Regions from separate parts of the Homo sapiens genome. Here regions 1 and 2 are each linked to region 3. Evidence: chromatin contacts called from ENCODE Hi-C or POLR2A ChIA-PET data. All regions are on one chromosome and are shown on one strand. The core of a region is the stretch at or near the end of the contact, and the rest is flanking DNA. Distances in the headings are between cores, read along the strand shown.

Region 1 (4,048 bases), core at 992-3,491, 120 kb before region 3:
GTAGAGATGGAGTTCACCATGCTGGCCAGGCTAGTTTCAAACTCCTGACCTCAAGTGATCTGCCCGCCTCATCGTCCCAAAGTGCTAGGATTACAGGCGTAGCCACTGCACCTGGCTCAATTCCCTATGTTAAACTTCCTTGTTAAAATAATTGTTATGGTTTCTCCTTTCCTTATTGGACCCTGAGTAACACATACTCTACATCCATTCTATTGATTCAGGTCTTTTCCTCACCTCTCTCTTGCCTTCCAAACCCCACTTAGTAAAATGTTAAAGGAAGCATTCGCCCATGATTCTTTTTTCTCCTACCCTGAAGTTTGCTTGTACACCCATAATTCTTCAAGCATGTCCTTGTGAGCTTCAATTCACCCTGTTCCATCCCTTTTTTCTTTCCGTGTTAAATGATGAAGAGAAAAATCCTGCTCAAAGAGAGTAAGTTCAAGATAGTCTTGGTTCTAAAAAGAGAAGCTGAAAACCTGCTATCTTTTGATTGGCTGTCAAGACTCTTCATCAAAGCAGATGTCCCAGACTAATTTCAACAATTCTTCATCTTAAATTCAAGACTTTAAAAAACCTTCACAGACTTGCAGAAGCCTTTCATCTGAGGAACTCAGAAAATCACAGATTGAACATCCCCCATAAAGAAGAAAGGGAAATAAGTCCAAAATGTAGCCCAGACTATGACATTCTTTGAGGACAATTCTGTATGAACTAAAACTGCAGCCTGTGGACAACTGCTTGAGCCCAGGAGTTTGAGACCAGCCTGGGCAACATAGTTGGACCCCGTCTCTACAAAAAATTAAAAATTTAAAGATTAGTTGGGTGCGGTGGTGCACATCTGTAGTCCCAGCTACTCAGGAGGCTGAAGCAGGAGGATTGCTTAAGCCTGAGAGGTCAAGCCTGCAGTGAGCTATGATCTCGCCACTGTACTCCAGCCTGGGTAACAGAGCGATGTTCCTTTAATTCCAGAGAAGTTGCTAATTTTCTGTAAAAACTCCTTTATGAGAAATGATATTCATGTGGAAAGAATATTCTCTTTATACCCTGATGTGTTATTAATTTCACATCTCTGGGATAAAGCCAGATCATCAGAAAGATTTATGCTTAGAATATCCTCTACATCCCCGGCTACTCTTACTGATATAAGCTCTGATATAATGCTTTAGCTTTTGAAAAATCACCTGATCAGAAAATTTGATTAACATTCTCTTATATAAAACAATTTGACTAGGCTGGGCGCGGTGGCTCACGCCTGTAATCACAGCACTTTGGGAGGCCGAGGCAGGTGGATCACTTGAGGTCAGGAGTTCAAGACCAGGCCTGGCATGGTGGCTCATGCCTATAATCCCAGCACTTTGAGAGGCCAAGGCGGGTAGAAAACCTGAGGTCAGGAGTTCAAGACCAGCCTGGCCAACATGGTGAAACCCCGTCTCTACTCAAAATGCAAAAATTAGCCAGGCGTGGTAAGCAGGCACCTGTAATCCCAGCTACTCAGGATATTGAGGCAGGAGAATCGCTTGAACCCTTGAACCTGGGAGGTCGCAGTGAGCCGAAATCACGCCACTGCACTCCAGCCTGGGTGACAGAGCAAGACTTCCTTCTCAAAAAAAAAATAAAAAAAAAAGAATGTTCAGAGAAAGACTTACTGATCCTGAATGCTGGCTCCCCAAATTATCACTATGACAACCTGTCGAAAAGACAAAGCTGAGCTTATATTGATCTTGGGAAGGGAGTACTCCCTCCACAGAATCTTAGAGCATCTCAGAAGAGGGAGAACAAAGTCAGGATATTTACTGGGACTCTAAGTCAGTTTAAGACAGATCTTATCCGATATCAGTGCTTAATTAACACTCTGTAAGGATTATGACTTAATAGTTTAAGATTCGTGGTCACAGCAAAGTGAAGATGTAAAGGCAAGGTTTTCAAAGAGTCTTGGGTTCAAGCAGTCTTGGGGTTTCAACTGTAGTTTTGATATGGCTCCCATGACTGGAGGAACAAATTGATGCTTTTCATGAAGAGTTGATGGCCTTTTGGGACATTGCTGAAATGAATGATAATGTTATTCACAACTTTTATCTTCTTCAGCAAGAGTTTCCTAGAATAGTAAAGCTATGTTGATGAAACCTAGAATAACAAAGGCCTGTAAATATACACAGTAAGCTATGTGGGTGTATACAGTTTCGGTTCTCACTGACAAAACGAAATTTGAGCTCATTCTCAAAGGAGTGAGGGAATGAGTCATGCCAACATTTGAAAGCAGAGTTCCAAGCCAGGCCCAAGTCCAACTTTTGCAGGGCCTGTGGCAAGGTTATAGATGAATGCCTACTATATGCCCAAATATTTAAGTGTTGGAAATCAAGTTAGCAAACCTTTTTTTCTTAGAGATGGGGTCTCACTATGTTGACCAGGCTGGTCTCGAACTCCTGGCCTCAAAGAATCCTCCCATCTCAGCCTCACAAATGCTGGGATTACAGGCATGAGCCACTGTGCCTGGCCTAGTAAACTCTTAAATAAAATGTTAGCCAGGTGGGGTGGCATGCGCCTCTAGTGCCCCCTACTCCAGAAGCTAAGGCAGGAGGATCCCTTGGGCCCAGAAGTTCGAGGCTACAGTAAGCTATGTTCGTTCCACTGCACTCCAGCCAGGATGACAGAGCAAAACTCCGACTCTAAAACAAAGCAAAACAAAACAAAACAAAACAAAATGCCCAATCAACACCCTCCAATAAAACAAAATAAACTGGTTACTTTAAAAATAAATAAATAAATAAAATGTTTTAGGTGCCTACCTTGATAAATATAACTTTATAGTGACTAAGTAAAAAAACATGTAAAGTTATGCTTTTTATGTGCCTGAAAAACATCAAAGACAACTAATATATTCACACGTGTGTATATCTGAGTATTCTATTGATGTGTAGTTGAATAATAAAATAAGGACACATACACCATATAAATCATTTTATAGTATACTTATTTCATAAAATTTTATTTCTTTGCCTTCATTTGAGGAAAATCATGAATTCAATTGTTATAATAAAGATTTTCACATATTTTGTTTTTATATTGACAACAGTGATCTAAAGATACACTGTCCTATACGGTACACACTGAGCATTTGAAGTGTGAGGCCTGTCCAAACTGAGATGTATTATGAGTGTAAAATACATACTTATTCCAAGGCTTAATATTTTTAAAAAAGTAAACTATCTCATTAATAATTTTATACTGAATACATATTTAAATGGTAATGATTTTAATATACTAGTAAATAGAATATATTATTAAAATTAATTTTACTTTTTTTACTTCTTTCATGTGACTATTAGAACATTTAGAATTACAATGTGGCTCACGTTTGTGACTCATGTTATATTTCTTTTTTTTCAGCTTTATTGAGGTATAATTGACAAAGAAAAATTATATCTATTTAACGTGTTCAACTTGTTGATTTGATGTACATATACTTTGTGTAATAATTACCAAAATCAAATTAATTAACACATCCATCACCATATATATGTACTCTGTGTGTGTGTGTGTGTGTGTGATAAGAACACTTAAGGCATACTCTCTGGCAAATTTTAAGTAAACAATACAGTATTATTAACTGTAGCTATCATGCTGTACAATAGATCCCCAAAATTTACTCATGTTATAAATGAAAGTTTGTAACCTTTGACCAACATCTCCCATTTCCCCCACCCCACAACAGCTGGTAGTCACTGCTCTACTCTCTTCTTCAATGAGTTGGACTTTTTTAGATTCTGCATATAAATGAGATCATACAATATTTGAGTCTGAGTCTGGCTTGTTTCACTTAACATAATGTCCTCCAAGTTCATTCATGTTGTCAAAAATGGCAGGATTTACTCCTTTTTAAGCCTGACTAATATTTCACAGTGTATGTGTGTGTGTGTGTGTGATTTTCTTTATCCATTTAACTGCCAATTAACACTTAGATTGTTTCCATATCTATTGTGAATTATACTGAAATGAACAAGCAGGTGCAGATATCACTTCGAGATACTGATTTTATTTCCTTTTTGTC
Region 2 (3,519 bases), core at 321-2,820, 78 kb after region 3:
GGGTAGATCTGATTTTTGGAGGACCAAGAAATTTGTTGCAAAAGATCTAGCTCACTTCTAGTCCCTACAATGAAACACGAGTGCAGTAGTTTCCCTTACCCACGATTTTACTTTCTGTGGTTTCAGTTACCGGTGGTAACTGTAATGGAAAATTCCAGAAACAAACAATTTATACAGTTTTAAGTTGTGCACCATTCTGACTAGCATGATGAAATACTGCATCACACCACTCCGTCCCTCTCAGGACATGAATCCTTCCTTTATCAAGCAGATTCACACCTGTGAGTCACTTAGTAGCCCTGTTGGTGATCAGACTGTCTTTGTGTCACAGTGCTTGTGTTCAAGTGACTCTTATTTTACTTAATATGACCTGCAAGTGCAATAGTGATGCTGGCTACTTGGATATGCCAAAGAGAAGCCAGAAAGTGCTTTAAGAGAAAAGGTGAAAGGTTTCAACTTAGTAAGGAAAAAAATACTATATGTTAAGGTTGCCAAGATCTATGGTGAAAACAAATCTTCTATACATGAAATTTTCGAGAAGGAAACAGAAATCCATGCTAGTTTTGCTGTTGCACCTCCAGCTGCAAGACTTACGGCCACAGTGCTTATTAAAATGGAAAAGCCATTAAATCTGTGGGTGGAAGACATGAACAGAAATGTGTCCCAATTGGTGGGTTTCAGGCATCCTCCAGGGGTCTTGGAATGTGTCCCCGTTGGGTAAGAGGAGTGTACTGTATGCCCAAGGAATTCCTCATGTTTTCACTTGGGGTTATCTGCACCCAGCCCTTTGATAGAATTAGTGTTTATTCTCATTTTCACTCCCGGAAAATGTATAAGCTACAATACTCTAATTAGCGCTCTGTGCTTGGCTTTGGTGAGAACACACTCTGTGTGTGCACAGTTCACCAAAACCTTTGGGAATGACTGAAGGGCCTGGAAGTTTCCAAACTGAGGGTCAAGGTCACCTTGGCTTTGCTATCCATTATTTCTTGTTTCTTTTACAGGAAAAATCCTTTGATGTTCTATAAATTCTAAATACATTTGCAATTTAAAACACTCTTCAAAAATGTAGTAAAACCACGTATTTGTAACCTTCACGAAGGCCGGAATCTGAAAAAAGAAAAGACAGAGCCAAATTGACTCTAATTGTTAAGGACAAAATGAACCATCTTTTGACTAGACAAAGCTACCAGAAATCTCTTTGATTGGAAGTATTTTGTGCTGAAAACCAACTAGAAAATAGGAGGTTTTTTTTTTTTTTACAATTTTATTTTAGGTAACAGGAGCTATTTAAAAAAAATTACTCCTTCATTCCACCAGAAGTTTTAAATGTTTCTTGATCTAAAAATGTAGATGTGGTTTAAGTAATTGTATGAACAAGGTAAGGGCCAGTGTCTCTACTGTGACATTAATGACAGGTGCAAACTAAAAAACTCATTCCAGTATTTTTGCAGAATGAGGAGTGGTGTCAGAGACAGCTGGGCTTGGAAACCTTCTGGAAGTCTTTTATTGTTTCCTGTATTGGATCAAGTCCAAAAGTGAGAATAATTACCCTTTAGAGCTGCCAAGTTTTCAGGCAATTCAGATGACTCTAGTCTTGTAGTAGGAAAAAAATGTGAGTCAGGGTACAAGAATAGTGATTGAATTTTATAAAAAGTATTTCTAAAGCAGTAATTTCCTCAGAAGTGACTTGTTAGCTTTGACTAATCGAATGCAAAGTAGAGAAGCGTCTGATCAAAATTACAGAAAATGAGAAAGAAAATTAGACTCATCTACTTCTAGACGGCCTAATAATACAGAGTTGAGGGTTTCAATCAGGCTCCCTTGGTGACTTTTAGGTAATTCATCAAATCCTTGTGGGGGCGGTGTCTGAGGAGGCTGTGAAAAAGAGAGACAGGAAGAACCTCTCAATATTGAATAGGAAATTTATATTGTTCTAAAAACTTCATATCTCCCAAATTTGTAAGAACACCCTGGTTTAAAATAAACAGGCTCCCCCTCTTGAGAATAGAGAAACAGTGACAGGTGTTTCCCTAAATTTCCAAACCTAACAACCCATTTAGACAGCCTATATCAGGTGCTTTACTCATCCTCACAACAGACCTGCAAAGGAAATACTATTATAGGACGGTCACATTCAAGGATAAGATCCTTGAATATTTCAAAATAATCAAATAACTCAGAACTTTCCTAATTCCGGATCAGTTTTCCCATAGGAATAAATGTCGCATAGGGAGGTATTTTCAGAACCTATAAATCTATATCTAATGTTGTGTTTTAAAACAATTTTAAACACAATGAATGGATACATACTAACTTTTTGTCGTGTCTAACTTTTGTTTCTTCTCTCAAAAGTTCTTGGCTCTAACAATTTTTTCATTTTTACCACTAACACTACCACTTAATGAACCCCTGGGAAGCATGGTCATAATTAACCAATAGTGGTCATTAAAATAACAGCACAGGAGTCATCAAAATCACACTTAGGAACTTCTGAGGGAGAGTGGTTTAGAAGCTAATGACCAAAAATATTTCTATTTCCTACTAACACACTACTCTCATGTGGCAATATTATAAATGTACGAAACAAGTTGGAACACTAGCTTTGAAACTGTGATTTCTGAGTATAATTTAGATGTAAGAGATTCACATGCCTTCAAATTTAACATATAAAGTACATCCTCCTTAATATTGTATATAGTGGTATTTCCAAATGTCATGATTCAGATGCACATAAAATGCAACCACATCCCTATTTTGGGATGAAAGAAGTGATGCTTGGGTGATTAAGAAATTTACCTATGGGCACATACCTGGTTCCAGAATCAGGATTAATTGGTCTGACTTAAAATGCCATGCTGCTTACATAACTGAGACAGGTCAAAAAGTTAAAGAGGACTAAATCCAGAAAGACTTCATTAGTGGCTTCGATTAGATAGGAATATGATTTTATGAGCATCTGAGGGAGGGAAACACTTTGCTGTAGAGTTTCTCAAACTGTGACCTGTGGGTCATTTGCATCAAGACATCTGGAATGTTTGTTAAAAATCTCCATTTCTGGTTTCTTCCCCAAAGCTATAAAATTAGAGCCAGTAATCTCAGCACTCTTGGGATTACTTTGGGAGGCCAAGGTGGGTGGATCGCAACATGGCGAAACCCCATCTCTACAAAAAGTACAAAATATTTAGCTGGGCATGGTGGAGCATGCCTGTAGTCCCAGCTACTCAGGAGGCTGAGGTGGGAGAATTCACTTGAAACTGGAAGGTTGAGGCTGCAGTGAGCCAAGATCACACCACTGCACTCCAGACAAAGTGAGGTCCTGTTTCCAAAAAAAGTAGAGCCTCTGGTGGTGAAGTTTGGAAATCTGCATTTTTAACAATCTCCATGTTTTACTGTAATTAAAGTTTCAATATAGTATTAGGAGGCTTATATGCCCCTTTAGATACCACCCAATGCCCCCTCACCAGAGTCCAGGGACTCTTACAGTAACTGTCCCCATTGAACAACTAAAGGCTTTTG
Region 3 (4,077 bases), core at 461-2,960:
ACAAGTCCTTTTACTGTGCATGTAAAAATACTCTAATAGCGATTACATTTTGAAGATGGGATAAAGTTTTTATTCCTGAGAACCAGAAGTGTGTCTCAATGCACCTAATATTTTTGCCAGTGGAGAGATACTGAAACCCTGTGATCTTCAGCTACTGTGTGCATTCAGACTGTTTGGTCTTCTTGGGTCAAGTCAGCTGGTGATTACTAAATGATGAGAGTGTGCCTGACATGCAGGAGACAGGTGAGAAGACAAAGAAATAGAAGGCAATGTCCTAGCATTGGCAGACAGACAGACCCTCTGTATATATTTCAACTTATTTGGATCACAGTCTGTTTAGGAAGGCAGATGTACATGCAAAATACAGTAGAATGCTACAGAAAAAGAACAAATATTCCAGTGCTGGAATATAGTATTATAGTAACTATAGTATAGAAAATCACTATGTGCTAAGAAATTTAGAAACACTCCAGCAAAAGGCAGGGACTTTGAGAGCTAATAGTTGGGTTGATGAAAAAGGAAGACGGAGTTTCCTTTCATGGTGGTAGCACCAGAATACTCATGATGTCTTATATGCTAACCATGAGGGCTGACCATGCTGAGATTAACAGGCAGTGTTCATTGCCTTCTGGCAGCAAGGGCAAAAGTGGAAACACAAGAATTTTTTCTTTTTTTTGAGACGGAGTTTCACTGTCACCAGGCTGGAGTGCAGTGGCGCGATCTCGGCTCATTTACAACCCCTCCTCCCGGGTTCAAGCGATTCTCCTGCCTTAGCCCTTCTAGTAGCTGGGACTACAGGGCGCGTACCACCACACCCAGGTAATTTTTATATTTTTAGTAGAGATGGGGTTTCACGGTTGTTGGCCGGGATGGTCTCGATCTCTTGACCTCGTGATCCACCTGCCTTGGCCTCCCAAAGTGCTGGGATTACAGGCGTGAGCCACCGCGCCTGGCTGAAACACAAGAATTTAAGAGAATTCTTGTTATCTGAAAAGAAAGGTGATGTCTCATTATTGCTCAAGTAAGTTAAGAACAAACCAAGGTCCTAGCCCAAAGACAACAACATTTGAAGGAAAATCAGGGATATAATGTCAAAGAACACTGCAGTCCAGGGGCGAAATGAATGTGCCTTGAGCAACTTCTCTAGGATCTCACTTGATAGCAGGCTGGGATTTATAGTACCCAGGGGAAGGCTGACAGTATCTTTCCTCCAGATCAGCTCTGAGCTGGGCTTTTGTTGATAAGCTGTCCCAGGAGTGCTGAGGCTCTGTCACTGACAGAGGAGGCAGATGTATTGAAAGCAGGATCGTGGGTTGATAATTTGTTAGGGATGTAGAGAAGCCTAACTGGTTTTCTTACGTGGAAAAGACCACCCTCTTTTCCCACTTCCCAGATGTGCTAAACTCTTCTGGCAGAGGATATAGGATTGTCCTTGGGGAATTAGCCTTGGGTTCACTCCAATGCATGGGTAAATGTTTGGTTTTGCAAGGCAGGTGTTACCTGGCCAGCTCCACATACTTTATTACAAAAATCCTCCTGTTAGTTCTGACAGGAATGCATCATAATTGTTATTTTATAGTTGAGGAAGCTGACTCTCAAAGAAGTGATTAACTCATCTCTGTGTGTGATTCAGATGAGATTAGAACCGCCCAGCTCCTGAGACCATGCTACTTCCTGCCTACCACAGCCACATGTGCTACAGAGAACAAAGCTGAAGTGCAGGCTGCTGTGTCTCTGAGCTAGACAACCTGAGCTCATCCCTCCTGTTTCTTGCAGTGCTATTAAAATGGAGGATTTGATGAGCAGCAGTAGCTGAGAGGAGAATCAGCCTGGCCTGACTAAGGTTTATGTGGGGTTTGAGGAATAAAGTTGGGTTGTGAGGGTCGATTGGAAGCTTGGAAGCCAGGCTAAGGAGTTGGAGTAGGTCTGCTAGACAGGAAGGAACCACAAAATCAGGAACATAATGGTGGAAGGGCCTCCTGTAAATTGTCGATACTTAACTATTTTGGCCTATGAATGGCAATAGCACATGGTTCCACTAAACAGGTGCCCTGGTATTGTTTTCTGTGAGAGGATAATGGAGAGGGTTGCTTATAGTTTGTAGATATCTAGCAAATGGTCTGTTTTGCTAGTCCAGCTAGTCAGAAACCAGTCCTCTTTTTGAAGAATAGAGATCAAACCTGCTCTACAAGCTTATATGTTTACCACAATTTGGGTGGCATGATAAAGACTAAATGCACAGAAAGGCCACATACCACATTACATTCAGGAAATCCTTTCTTAGTTGGGTGTGGTGGGGTGCACGTGTAGTCCCAGCTCCTCGAGAGGTTGAGGTGGGAGGATTGCTTGAGCCTGGGGGGCAGAGGTTGTAGTGAGCTGTGATTGTGCTACTGCACTCCAACCTGGGCAACAGAGTGAGACTCTGTCTCAAAAAAAAGAAATTCCCCAAAACAAGAAATTCTTTCATCAGAAATAAATGAGCAGCCTACCAACCCACCTGCCTTCCAACCTGAGTGTTTTTTTTTTTTTCTTTTTTTTTTTTTTTTTGAGACAGGGTCCCACTTTCACCCAGGCTGGAGTGCAGTGGCGTGATCATGGCTCATTGTAGCCTTGACCTCCCTGGGCTCAAGCGGTCCTCCCACCTCATCCTCCTGAGTAGCTGGGACTACAGGTGCATGCCACCACACCGGGCTAATTTTTCTATTTTTTGTAGAGATGGGCTTTCGCCACGTTGCCTCAGCTTGTTTCTGCCTTGGCTTCCCAAAGTGCTGGGATTACAGGCATGAGCCACCTCACCCGGCTGTGCTTGCTTTCTTGTGACAAATGTTCATGGCATCTTGTGGCAGACTTATGAAAGCTGAGTTAGGTCAAAGTGTTTCCTTAGTGCCTAGCTCAGAATACTCATGCTATACAAACCGTTTTACTTTTTCCTTTCCTAGGGTGGCCTTGGCTTCATCTTCCCTCACCTTAACTTGTCATCAGGGCAGCAGTGTATCAAACTCTGGGACCTGTGGATTCAGACACAGTTTCAATTCTGCCTTTGCTACTTAATGACTTGGTGAACTTGAGCACATTCATTAACCTCCCTAGGCCCCCATTTCTAAGTGTGAAATTGAGATAATCAAATTAGGCTGTAGTAATAATTAAACTAGTTAAGGTGTGTCAATGGCTTACAAAATGTCCAGCACTTTCTAGGCTCTCCATGAAAAGTAGCTTTTACTGGCATGACTCTCAGCAGATATTTTAGTATTATTTTGCTTTCAACTGAGTAATGAATTCCTAGCCAACATTTTTGAACTTCTCATTACACATTCAGAAATGTCATGTCACAACCAGGGCTAAGAACTTTTCATTGCTCCCAAATTGCCTGTCACTATGACTCAGATTTACCCACCTGATAAGGAAGATTCCTTGACCTTAACTCACCATTCGATCTTACAGTTAGTTCTCCCATTGCTCTATAAGTATCTTATGACCCTGGCAAATTAAACCACTGGAATATCTCTCTTCTTTCTCTATTTCTGAAACTTAGAAAGCCCAACTCAGTGCTGCCACCTTCATACAACCTTTTAAGGTTTTGAACTTTTAATCTTAAACTCTTCCATTTTTGCTTTTCATTTGGCAGTGGTAGATTTTCTCATATTAAAGTCAGTTGTGACTTGTATATCACCCTTCTAGCATTTTATACTCATTGATGATAAGACTTGGCCTTCATCCCAGTCTGCTACACTATGCGGTCAGTCCATAACTGTTAAATTTCAGTGACTCAGTTTGATGAATATTTATTGAGGAGCCTGTATTTGCCAGACTCTGTTCCAGGCACAAGGCCGCTGTTCTCAGAGACCGTTCATACCACTAGGACACAAACACTAAACATGTAAACAAGTATATAGACAAAATAACATTAGATGTTGCTAACTGCTATAAAGAAAATAGTGTGATAGGAGGTGACTTGGGGCCAGAGGGAGCTGTTTTAGCTAGGGGGTCAGGGAAAGCCTTACTAAAGGATTGGCATCTGACCTAGTAGCAAATGAGAAGACCATGTTAGCCCTGGGCCCATCTAGGAGAAGAGAGATC

Evidence for each region. Hi-C counts contacts between places; a loop is a spot of excess contacts on that map. ChIA-PET counts read pairs that join two places held with the same protein, here RNA polymerase II (POLR2A). Pooled maps may share reads with other maps.
Region 1: a pooled map shows a loop between it and region 3 (2.8-fold over the local background). The contact joins two enhancer-like sites. A Hi-C loop is called at or near these places in 5 of 50 pooled maps. POLR2A ChIA-PET finds 5 or more read pairs at or near these places in 4 of 52 experiments (Caco-2, K562, activated CD4-positive, alpha-beta T cell and 1 more).
Region 2: a loop to region 3 is called in a map of HCT116, with 2.0 times the contacts of the local background. The contact joins two enhancer-like sites. A Hi-C loop is called at or near these places in 7 of 168 maps with a recorded cell type or tissue (HCT116, PC-9, aorta and 3 more) and 13 of 50 pooled maps. POLR2A ChIA-PET finds 5 or more read pairs at or near these places in 8 of 52 experiments (MCF 10A, OCI-LY7, activated CD4-positive, alpha-beta T cell and 4 more).

What each region holds. Positions count from the first base shown.
Region 1 is chr4:110,285,489-110,289,536 of GRCh38, reverse strand. It overlaps the pseudogene ZBED1P1. Among named protein-coding and RNA genes, the nearest start is that of ELOVL6, 89 kb to the right of the region's middle. RefSeq lists an enhancer at 2,178-2,267. Within about 2 kb of position 2,241, at least 3 of the 41 ENCODE cell types and tissues checked have a DNase peak (open chromatin) inside an H3K27ac peak, as active enhancers do.
Region 2 is chr4:110,085,547-110,089,065 of GRCh38, reverse strand. The region is part of intron 2 of ELOVL6 (ELOVL fatty acid elongase 6); the gene reads left to right. Among named protein-coding and RNA genes, the nearest start is that of ELOVL6, 110 kb to the left of the region's middle. RefSeq lists an enhancer at 867-1,036. Within about 2 kb of position 1,570, at least 5 of the 41 ENCODE cell types and tissues checked have a DNase peak (open chromatin) inside an H3K27ac peak, as active enhancers do; they include HCT116 and PC-9, where a contact is called at or near this core.
Region 3 is chr4:110,163,209-110,167,285 of GRCh38, reverse strand. All of the region lies in intron 1 of ELOVL6 (ELOVL fatty acid elongase 6), which reads left to right. Among named protein-coding and RNA genes, the nearest start is that of ELOVL6, 33 kb to the left of the region's middle. Within about 2 kb of position 1,710, at least 9 of the 41 ENCODE cell types and tissues checked have a DNase peak (open chromatin) inside an H3K27ac peak, as active enhancers do; they include HCT116 and PC-9, where a contact is called at or near this core.